2 separate regions of the Homo sapiens genome follow, and region 2 is linked to region 1. A link is an interaction called in ENCODE POLR2A ChIA-PET data of the cell type or tissue named here. Cell type or tissue: PC-9. All regions are shown on one strand. Each heading gives the region's core, and the rest is flanking DNA. Links, peaks and the distances in the headings are about the cores only.

Region 1 (4,400 bases), core at 301-4,300:
ATATATTGGGTCTATTTGTTCCATGGTGCAGATTAAGTCCAATGTTTCCTTGTTAATTTTTCTTTCTTAAATAACCTGTCCACTGCTGATAGTGGAGTGTTGAAGTCTCCAGCTATTATTGTATTAGTCTATCTCTCTAGCTCTAATAATATTTACTTTATATATCTTGGTGCTTCATGTTGGGTGCATATATTTTAAATCATTATGTCCTCTTGCTAAATTGATTCCTTTATCATTATGTAATAATGTTCTTTGTCTATTCTTCATGTTTTAAGTGTATTGTCACTGGATATACTATTCTCGGGTAGAAGTTTTTTTGTTTGTTTTTTCTGTCAGCAATTTAAATATGTCATCCTACTCTCTCCTGGTCTATAAGGTTTCCACTGAAAAGTCTGCTGCCAGACATATTGGAGCTTTATTGTTTGTAATTTGTTCCTTTCCTTTGCTACTTTTAGAATCCTTTATCCTTGACTTTTGGGGGTTTGATTATTAAATGGCTTAAGGTAGTGGTCTTTGGGTTAAATATGCTTGGTGCTCTATAATCTTGTATTTGAGTATTGATATCTTTCTCTAGGTTTGAGAAGTTCTCTATTATTCCTTTGAATAAACTTTCTACCCCTAGCACTCTCTCTCTCTCTCTCTGCCTCTTCTTTAAGGTCAATAACTCTTAGATTTGCCTTTTGGGGGCTATTTTCTAGACCTTAGATGTGCCACATTCTTTTTTCTTTTTTCTTTTTTCTTTTGTCTCCTCTGACTGTGTATTTTCAGATAGCTTGTCTTCAGGCTCACTAATTCTTCTGCTTGATCAGTTCTGCTACTAAGAGACTCTAATGCATTTTTAGTATGTCAGTTATATTTTCAGCTCCAGAATTTCTACTGGATTCTGCTTAATTATTTCAATTTCTTTGCTAAATTTACCTGATAATATCCTGAATTTCTTCTGTGTGTTATCTTGAATTTCTTTGTTTCCTCTAAACAACTATTTTGAATTCTCTGTTTGAAAGGTCACATGTCTGTCTCTCTATTTGTCCCTGGTGCCTTAGGTGAGGTCATGTTTTCCAGGATACTCTTGATGCTTGTGGATGTTCATTGGTGTCTGAGCATTGAAGAGTGAGGTATTTATTATAGTCTTCATAGTCTAGGTTTGTTTGTACTTGCACTTCTTGGGAAGACTTTTCAGGTATTTGAAGAGACTTAAGTGTTTCCATCTATGCTTTGGTTACTGTAGCTGTATCTGAATTAGAGGGTACCCCAAGCCCAATAATGCTATGGTTCTTGCAGACTCACAGAGGTACTGCCTTGGTGGTCTTAGATAAGATCTGGAAGAATTCTCTGGATTACCAGGCAGAGATTCTTGTTTTCTTCCTTTACTTTTGCTCAAACAATGGAGTCTCTCTGTCCATGCAGAGCTGCCTGGAGCTGGGGGAAGGGTGACACAAGCACCCTTGTGGCCACCAATACTGGAACTACACTGGGTCAGACCTGAAGCTAGCACAGCACTGGGTTTTGCCCAAGGCCCACTGTAACTACTACCTGGCTAGCACTTATGTTTACTCAAGGCCCTAGGGCTCTATAATCAGCAGGGAGTGAAGCCAGCTAGGCTTGTGTTTTCCTCTTCAGGGTGGCAAGTTCCCCTGGTCCCAGGTGAGTCCAGTGACGCTGTCCAGGAAACAGGACAAGGAATCAGAAACCATATCAATCTACCTGGTGATCTATTTTACTGTGGCTGAGATGGCACCCAAGCCATGAGACAAAGTCCTTCCCACTCTTCCCTTCCTTTTCCCCAGGCAGAGGAGTCTCTCCCCACGTCTGCCACCACTACAGGCCCATGGGGAGTACTGCCAGGGTACCACTGATGTTCACTTAGGGCTCAAGATCTCTTCAGTCAACTTGTGTAAATGCTGCCATGCCTGGGACTCACTTTTCAGGATAGCAGGCGTCTCTCTGGCCCAAGGTAGTCCCAGAAACGCTGTAAGAGCCAAGGGAAGAGTCAGGGACCTCAGGGGCCTGCTTGGTGCTCTTCCTCACTGTGACAAAGCTGGTACCTCTGCTGCAGAACAAAGTCTCCTTTATTCTTCTCTCTGCTTTTCTCAAGCAGAAGGGAACTTTCTCTGTAGCTGTCACAGCTGGGACTGTGCTGGGTCATACCTGAAGCCAGCATGACTCAGAGTTTCATCCAAGGCCCACAGTATGTACTACCGGCTTACTCCTGCAGAATATTTAGAGCCTAAGGGCTCTTTAGTCAGCAGGTGATAAATCTTTCTTTTTTTTTAAATTTTATTATTATTATACTTTAAGTTTTAGGGTACATGTGCACAACGTGCAGGTTTGTTACACATGTATACATGTGCCATGTTGGTGTGCTGCACCCATTAACTCGTCATTTAGCTAGGACTTGGTCCTTCCCTTTAAGGAAACAGGTTCTCTGCTGTCCCAAGGTCTGTCCAGAAATGTCATCCAGGAGCTAGGGCCTGAAATAGGGGCCTCATGACTCTCCCTCCTTCCCTGCCCTACTGTGGTTGAGCTAGTATCCAATTTTCAAGAAAAATTCCTATTTACTCTTCCTTCTCTTCTCAAGCAGAAGGAAGAAGTCTCTTTTGGAGCTGCAGTGCCTGGGGTTGGGAGCAAGTCATGCAAGCAGTCCCTTAGCTTCCTTGGCTCATGTCTCACTAGGCATGTGTGCCCTCCCCAAGTCCAGTGGCCCCAAGCCCAGCACAACACTTGGTCTTGCCTAGAATTTGCAATCCTTATGGCCTAGATTGTCTTTCAGATTTATTTAAGACCCCAGAGTACTTTTGCCCATTGTGGTGAGGCTTGCCCAAATTCAAGTTCTGACTGCTAGGATGGGTGATTCCCCTCTGGCTAGAGCAGGTCGGAATACTCCTTCCCTAGGTTCCACCTGAGTTTTTTCCAGTGTTGCTTTCTGCTGTGCCACAGCAGCATTGTATTCCAATGCAAAGTCCCACAGTTGCTATCTCTACCTCCCGCAAGGTCACAGACTGTTTAGGGCATACATACCCCTATGACTATAGTCAGTCCAAGCTAAAATGCTTTCTCCATAGACTGAGTCCTAATTTAGCTTCATGTCTAGCCATTTTATGCAGCCTTCTTGTTTAATGCTTAAATATCCTCTGTAGTAACACTTTGGAATTCTTTATCCCTATTTTTTTCATAAAATTCTTCTAATATTAATATTTAGATTTTTAGACTTTTACTTTTTCTTTTTCTTCAAATTTATTTTTATATCTTATATCTGTATTTTCTGTCCATTCCTACTCTTAGCATGTGAACTTCTTACTCTAGGTATTTTTTTAGTAAAAATTCTTTAATGACATTTCATCATGTCAATATTTTGTTTTATAGTCTACCTTTGCCCTAATGGTTGCTTTTGCAGAGATTATTTTAATCAGCTGAAAAGTTTTCTCAATGTTTCAATAGTTTTAATAGGAACATTTTATAGATTTTCCTGTGGTTTTATGCTTATTTTTAAAAAGTTTTATTTTTTATGGACCAGAAATAACTGGCATTTCTGCATGGGGTGGAAAAGGTGTGAGCTATTTGTGTGGCTTACTACATTTTCTTTTTCTAGAAAATGATGTTTTTATAGGTACAGTAAAAGATAGTACCTTTGATTTGAGAGACAGTGTTTTAATACCATGACACTCTTCTGTTTCATTAGGATCCTTAATTTCTGCCATTTGATTTTTTTCTTTCTCATTTCCATGATGCCTCCACTTTATAACTTCCCTCTCTCCTCAGAGGTGATGCCTTTCCAAGACTGTTTCTCTACTCTTGCATATGCAAGCTCCTATCCTTTGATTTCCTAGCAGACAATTCTGATTCACAATGACTCAGTGTTTTCCCCAATCACTGTGGAACTCTCTGAGTGTGACTTTAGCTCACCACTGCTAGATCTTTGCTGCATTCTCATCTTTATTGTGTAGTTTCCTTCTAAATTTTTGCTTTGGAATGGGCTCCTGAGCTGGCTCTGCTGCTTTTGAGTTTCTGGTATAACAAATTTCAAATGGAAATGGAAATTTGTAATATTATATTTTCTCCTAATGGAATTGTAAATGTAAGTGACTATTAATGCTCCTTGTTGATTTTGTAGGACATGTGGGGGGATTTATATTTCAGTAACTTTTTTTTCTTTTCTTTTCTTTTCTTTTCTTTTTTTTTCTTTTTTTTGAGACAGTCTTGCTCTGTCACCAGGCTGGAGTGCAGTGCCACGATCTTGGCTCACTGCAATCTCCACCTCCCGGGTTCAAGCGATTCTCCTGCCTCAGCCTCCCAAGTAGCTGAGATTATAGGCGCCACCACACCCAGCTGAGTTTACAGGCGCCACACAGATAGTTTTTGTATTTTTAGTAGAGACGAGTTTCACCATTTTGGCCAGGATG
Region 2 (4,400 bases), core at 114-4,113, 72 kb before region 1:
TGATACAAATATGAAGTTGTCAAAATTACCCTAATTTTGAAAAATAGTTAAAATATTAAGTGTGTAATTATGATATAATAGAGAATAGTGTATAAGTTAAATAGAGAGTTAGACACAATTGAAGGTATTAATAAATTGGATAAAATAAATATATATATATATATATATATATATATATATATATTTTTTTTTTTTTTTTTTTTTTTTTTGAGACAGTCCCGCTCTGTTGCCCAGGCTGGAGTGCAATGGCACAGTCTTGGCACACTGCAACCTCCACCCCCTGAGTTCAAGCGATTCTCCTGCCTCAGCCTCCTGAGTAGCTGGGATTACAGGCACGTGCCACCATGCCTGGCTAATTTTTGTATTTTTAGTACTGACGGGGTTTCACCATGTTGGTCAGGCTGGTCTTGAACTGCTGACCTCATGATCCACCTGTCTCCGCCTCCCAAAGTGCTAGGATTACAGGCATGAGCCACTGTGCCTGGCCTAAATTGCATAAAATATCTAAAAAGAAATCCAGAAAAGTTAGGAAAACAGATGGGAAATATCAAAACGGGCAAATCACATGGATAATAGAATGACAAATTTTGGTGACTATTTAATCTAAATTCCAGAAGAAGCAAATAGAGAGATGTGGAGGAAATAATATCTGGCTGCAGAGAGAAAAGGCAGGCTATCTACAAAGGAAAAGAAATTAGAGTGATGGAAGAGATATCTTTTTAAAAGATACCTCTTTAAAGTATTAGAAGCCAAAAAATAGTGAAGTTATGAAATGATAACTTCAAACCTTGAGCAAAAAACACTTATAATCTAGAAATACTAGAGTTCTATAACAAATGAAACTACAGTTAAAATAGAAGTAGAATAAAGATATTTTCAGACAAATAAAAATGACTTTGTCACCTACATATGCACACTAAAGGAAATGCCAAAGGATGTACCTCAGGAAGAATAAAAATAATCCCAGAAGGAAGGCCTAAAATTGAAAAAGGAATGGTTAACAAAAGCTGGAATCTTTGTGGATAAATGTAAATAATTATTGACTGTATAAATTAGTAATTGTTCCTAATTTCTGGAGTTAAGACTAAAAAAGTTAAATCTAAAATATTAGTTATTAGGATATAATGGAGAATGGATGACAAGAGTTAAAGCATTCTACTGTCCACATATTGCTTGCACTATTGGTAAGACTGTTGACTAACTTTACATTTTGTTAAGTTAAATGTACGTTTAAAATTTTAAGATAACACTAAAATATAGTAATATATTTTATAATTTGAAAACCTGTAAAAGGAAAAGTAACAAGAAATATCAATATAGAAAAAGAAAAATAAGAATAAAAAAGCATAGTAAAAATAGAAAGCACAACATAACACAATGTAACAAAACAAAATATATTTGTTATCCTAATAAATATAAATGGCCTAAACTCTTTAATTAGGAAGACAAATTTGACAGGCTAATCATTTATTGAGCACCTACAATGTGCAAGGGAATATGGAATATAAAGCAAGCCTGGTTGGGATGGATATATAAAATACAATCCCTGCATTCAGCATGAAAATATTCTATTCATAATTAACCATCTTTTTATATGAGTAGGGTCTATACTGACTCTTATGCAGATTAGCTAGAAAAAGTTCTACAGCATTACAATGAGTTATTCCTGCAGGTTAATGGACCATAACAATTCATACAATGTATCCTTTGTAAAATAGAGTAAAGCTAACATCCTGAGGCTTCTTTGAAGCAGAAAGAAAATCTCTATGCAGCAGCCTAAAAGATGAACATGGTTGTTGCTTCAACCATGTCCTATGGAACTATATAGCTGTTTACTGCCTCTTTTTCTCCCCTGTCTTCCATGGCACAAAATGAATATAGATGGGAGATAAAGAGAAACATTTAGAGCAGGAGAATTGAAGCTGGAAGATGTGACCATATTTCACATTTATTGAGGCCTCTATAAAATATAGTGTCTTAAACTTCTTAAAAAAAGTCTTATATCTAAAATAGGAGCTCAATGATTGAAGTATAGCTCTACATGGAATTTTGACTGCAGTTGAAAGCACGGCAAGTATGACAACTTGTTTTGGAAGCTTTTACTTTCGTCTGATGCAACAAATATTTGACTCATGCTGGAATCAGCATTGCACATGTAATAGAGCAATGATCTAATCCAGCATGACAAATCCTATTTTCCTCTGTGGCGGTGATTTGAACAGAAAATGTGGGTCATCCTGGGTAAAAATATAGATAGGTGATTTTTAATAAGACTTCTGCTTTTTATCTTCCTTCTATCATTTTAGAGTGCACAGAGTGTATCTTCCTGTAATAACTTACTCACTAGAGCTTTCAATCATATCCAGTGAATACTTACCAATATAATAAAGTCTGCTTTAAAAAACACATTCTCAACTTTCATTATAACATAGCACAAATGTATCCTATAAATTACTTTTATTTTTTTTAATTTTATTATGCTCACTTATGTACTTTGCCTTTTCTAAACCTTTTCTTTACCAAAACTTTTCTGGTTTAAACCAAATGCTGGCACAAAGTTTAAAATTTAATCAGGTCTGAGTTAAAGTTTACTTCCTAAGGGATGCCTTCCTCAATAACTTTCTTCATAGAGCCCTTTACTCTCAGGTCTACTTCCTGTCTATATTACTATCCATTTTTTATATCCTTCTTAGACCTTATCACAATCTAAATTTTTTTGTTATTTTATTGAATTTTTCTCCCACAAGAATGTCAGTTTTTTTAGATCAAAAACATTTTCTTTCTTGATCATTCTGTACCCTCAGAACCATAAACAATGACTTATATACACTAGGTTTTCTGTAAATATTTATGAAATTAATAAAATTGTTAAATCAATTTTATTTATGGCATATATATGCTATTATTGTTTAACAATTTTTTAATAATTTTTTAGCTAAAGCCTCCTAAGACCCTAAGGTAATATATCTCAATTAGATCAGCTGAACTTATAGAAATATAAATTCCTAGCATTTATAGAACTATAGCTTTTTCATACAGGTGTCAGTATAGCTCTTTGAGTGGTCTAGTTTAATAGTCCTACTTTAGAAGATTTTCCCCAGGATAGACTTTGACGTGAAGTGTTAATGGTCCATCTTATAGGAGCACATCATCTAGCTGGTGGTTGAAATTGAAACATTCTCAGCCTCTGTCCTTTGGGTTCTCAGAATGGATTTTAAAAACTAAATAAACCACTGTTATGCAGGTCTTAAAGTTTAAATAACTTCAAGTGTGAAGTTATTTGAAGATTTTGCCTAAAATATTTTGACTTAGAATCCTACATTAAATAAATTGTTGATTTATCTGGAGGAAGTGAGAGGTGAATTCAGACAAGAAGGCACTAATGCAAGAGGGGAAAGTAGAAAGATTCAGAAATGTCTGATAATTTTGAAGAAAAAGAGAAATATCAAAGAAAAATTAAGAGCTTGTACATCCAAAAGTCCAGCACAAAAGTTGGAGGTGTTTGGGGAGGTTGATATTTTTTGTTTAATAGGATACTAAAGTAGAAAACAAGTGCAGAGGTGTCTCTAAATTCTAAAGTCTTAGACCTTGTTATCCTAATGACGTTCAGCTACACCATAGGAATACATTTTACTATAGATAAATTCACAGAAACTTACAACCTACCAAGACTGAAGCATGATGAAATATAAAATCTGAAGGGATCAATAACCAGTAAGGAAATTAGATCAGCAATAAATAATCTTCCATCAAAGAAAAGCCTGGACTGGATGGCTTTATGAGTAAATTCTATCAAAAGTTTAAAGAAGAATTAAAGTCAATCCCTCTCAAATTTTTTCAAAAAATTGATGAGGCAACACTTCCAAACTCATTTTAAGAGTATGGGATTACCCTGACGCCAAAAACCAGGCAATGACACTAAAATAATAATAATAATAATAATAATAATAATAAAAGTACAGGCCAATATGACTGAAAACTCAAAGCTTTTCCTCTAAGATTAGTAAAAAGACAAGATGGCCACTCTCACCACTTCTATTCAACATTGTACTGGAAGTCCTAGCCAGAGCAATTAGGCACAAGAAAGAAATAAATCAAGGCATCCAAATAGAAAATAAAGAAGTAAATTTATCTCTGTTTGCAGATGACATAATCTTAAATTTAGATCATAGACTATATATATAGAAAATTCTAAAGATTCCACCAAAGAACTGTTAGAACTAATAAATAAATTTGCAGGATGTAAAATTAACATATAAAAATCAATTGTTTTCTGTACACTCACTAGGAACTATTTGAATAAGAAATTAAGAAAATAATCACATTTACAATAGCATCTAAAAGAATAAAATACTTAGGAATAAACTTAACCAAGGAGGAAAAGTTTCCATACACTGAAA

Evidence for each region. Peaks named below come from ENCODE experiments on the same cell type or tissue, not always from the same donor. Only the 100,000 strongest peaks of a DNase experiment are listed, where the experiment ranks them.
Region 2: POLR2A ChIA-PET joins it to region 1 with 6 read pairs; 1 of 35 experiments calls an interaction of 5 or more read pairs at or near these places.

Annotation. Positions count from the first base shown.
Region 1 is chr6:54,489,486-54,493,885 of GRCh38, forward strand. No RefSeq gene overlaps it. Among named protein-coding and RNA genes, the nearest start is that of TINAG-AS1, 120 kb to the left of the region's middle. In PC-9, for the core only: no CTCF peak of the experiment used is centred there; DNase peaks (open chromatin) are centred at 2,176 and 3,856; H3K27ac peaks cover 3,328 bases.
Region 2 is chr6:54,417,948-54,422,347 of GRCh38, forward strand. No RefSeq gene overlaps it. Among named protein-coding and RNA genes, the nearest start is that of TINAG-AS1, 53 kb to the left of the region's middle. In PC-9, for the core only: no CTCF peak of the experiment used is centred there; a DNase peak (open chromatin) is centred at 2,084; H3K27ac peaks cover 1,347 bases.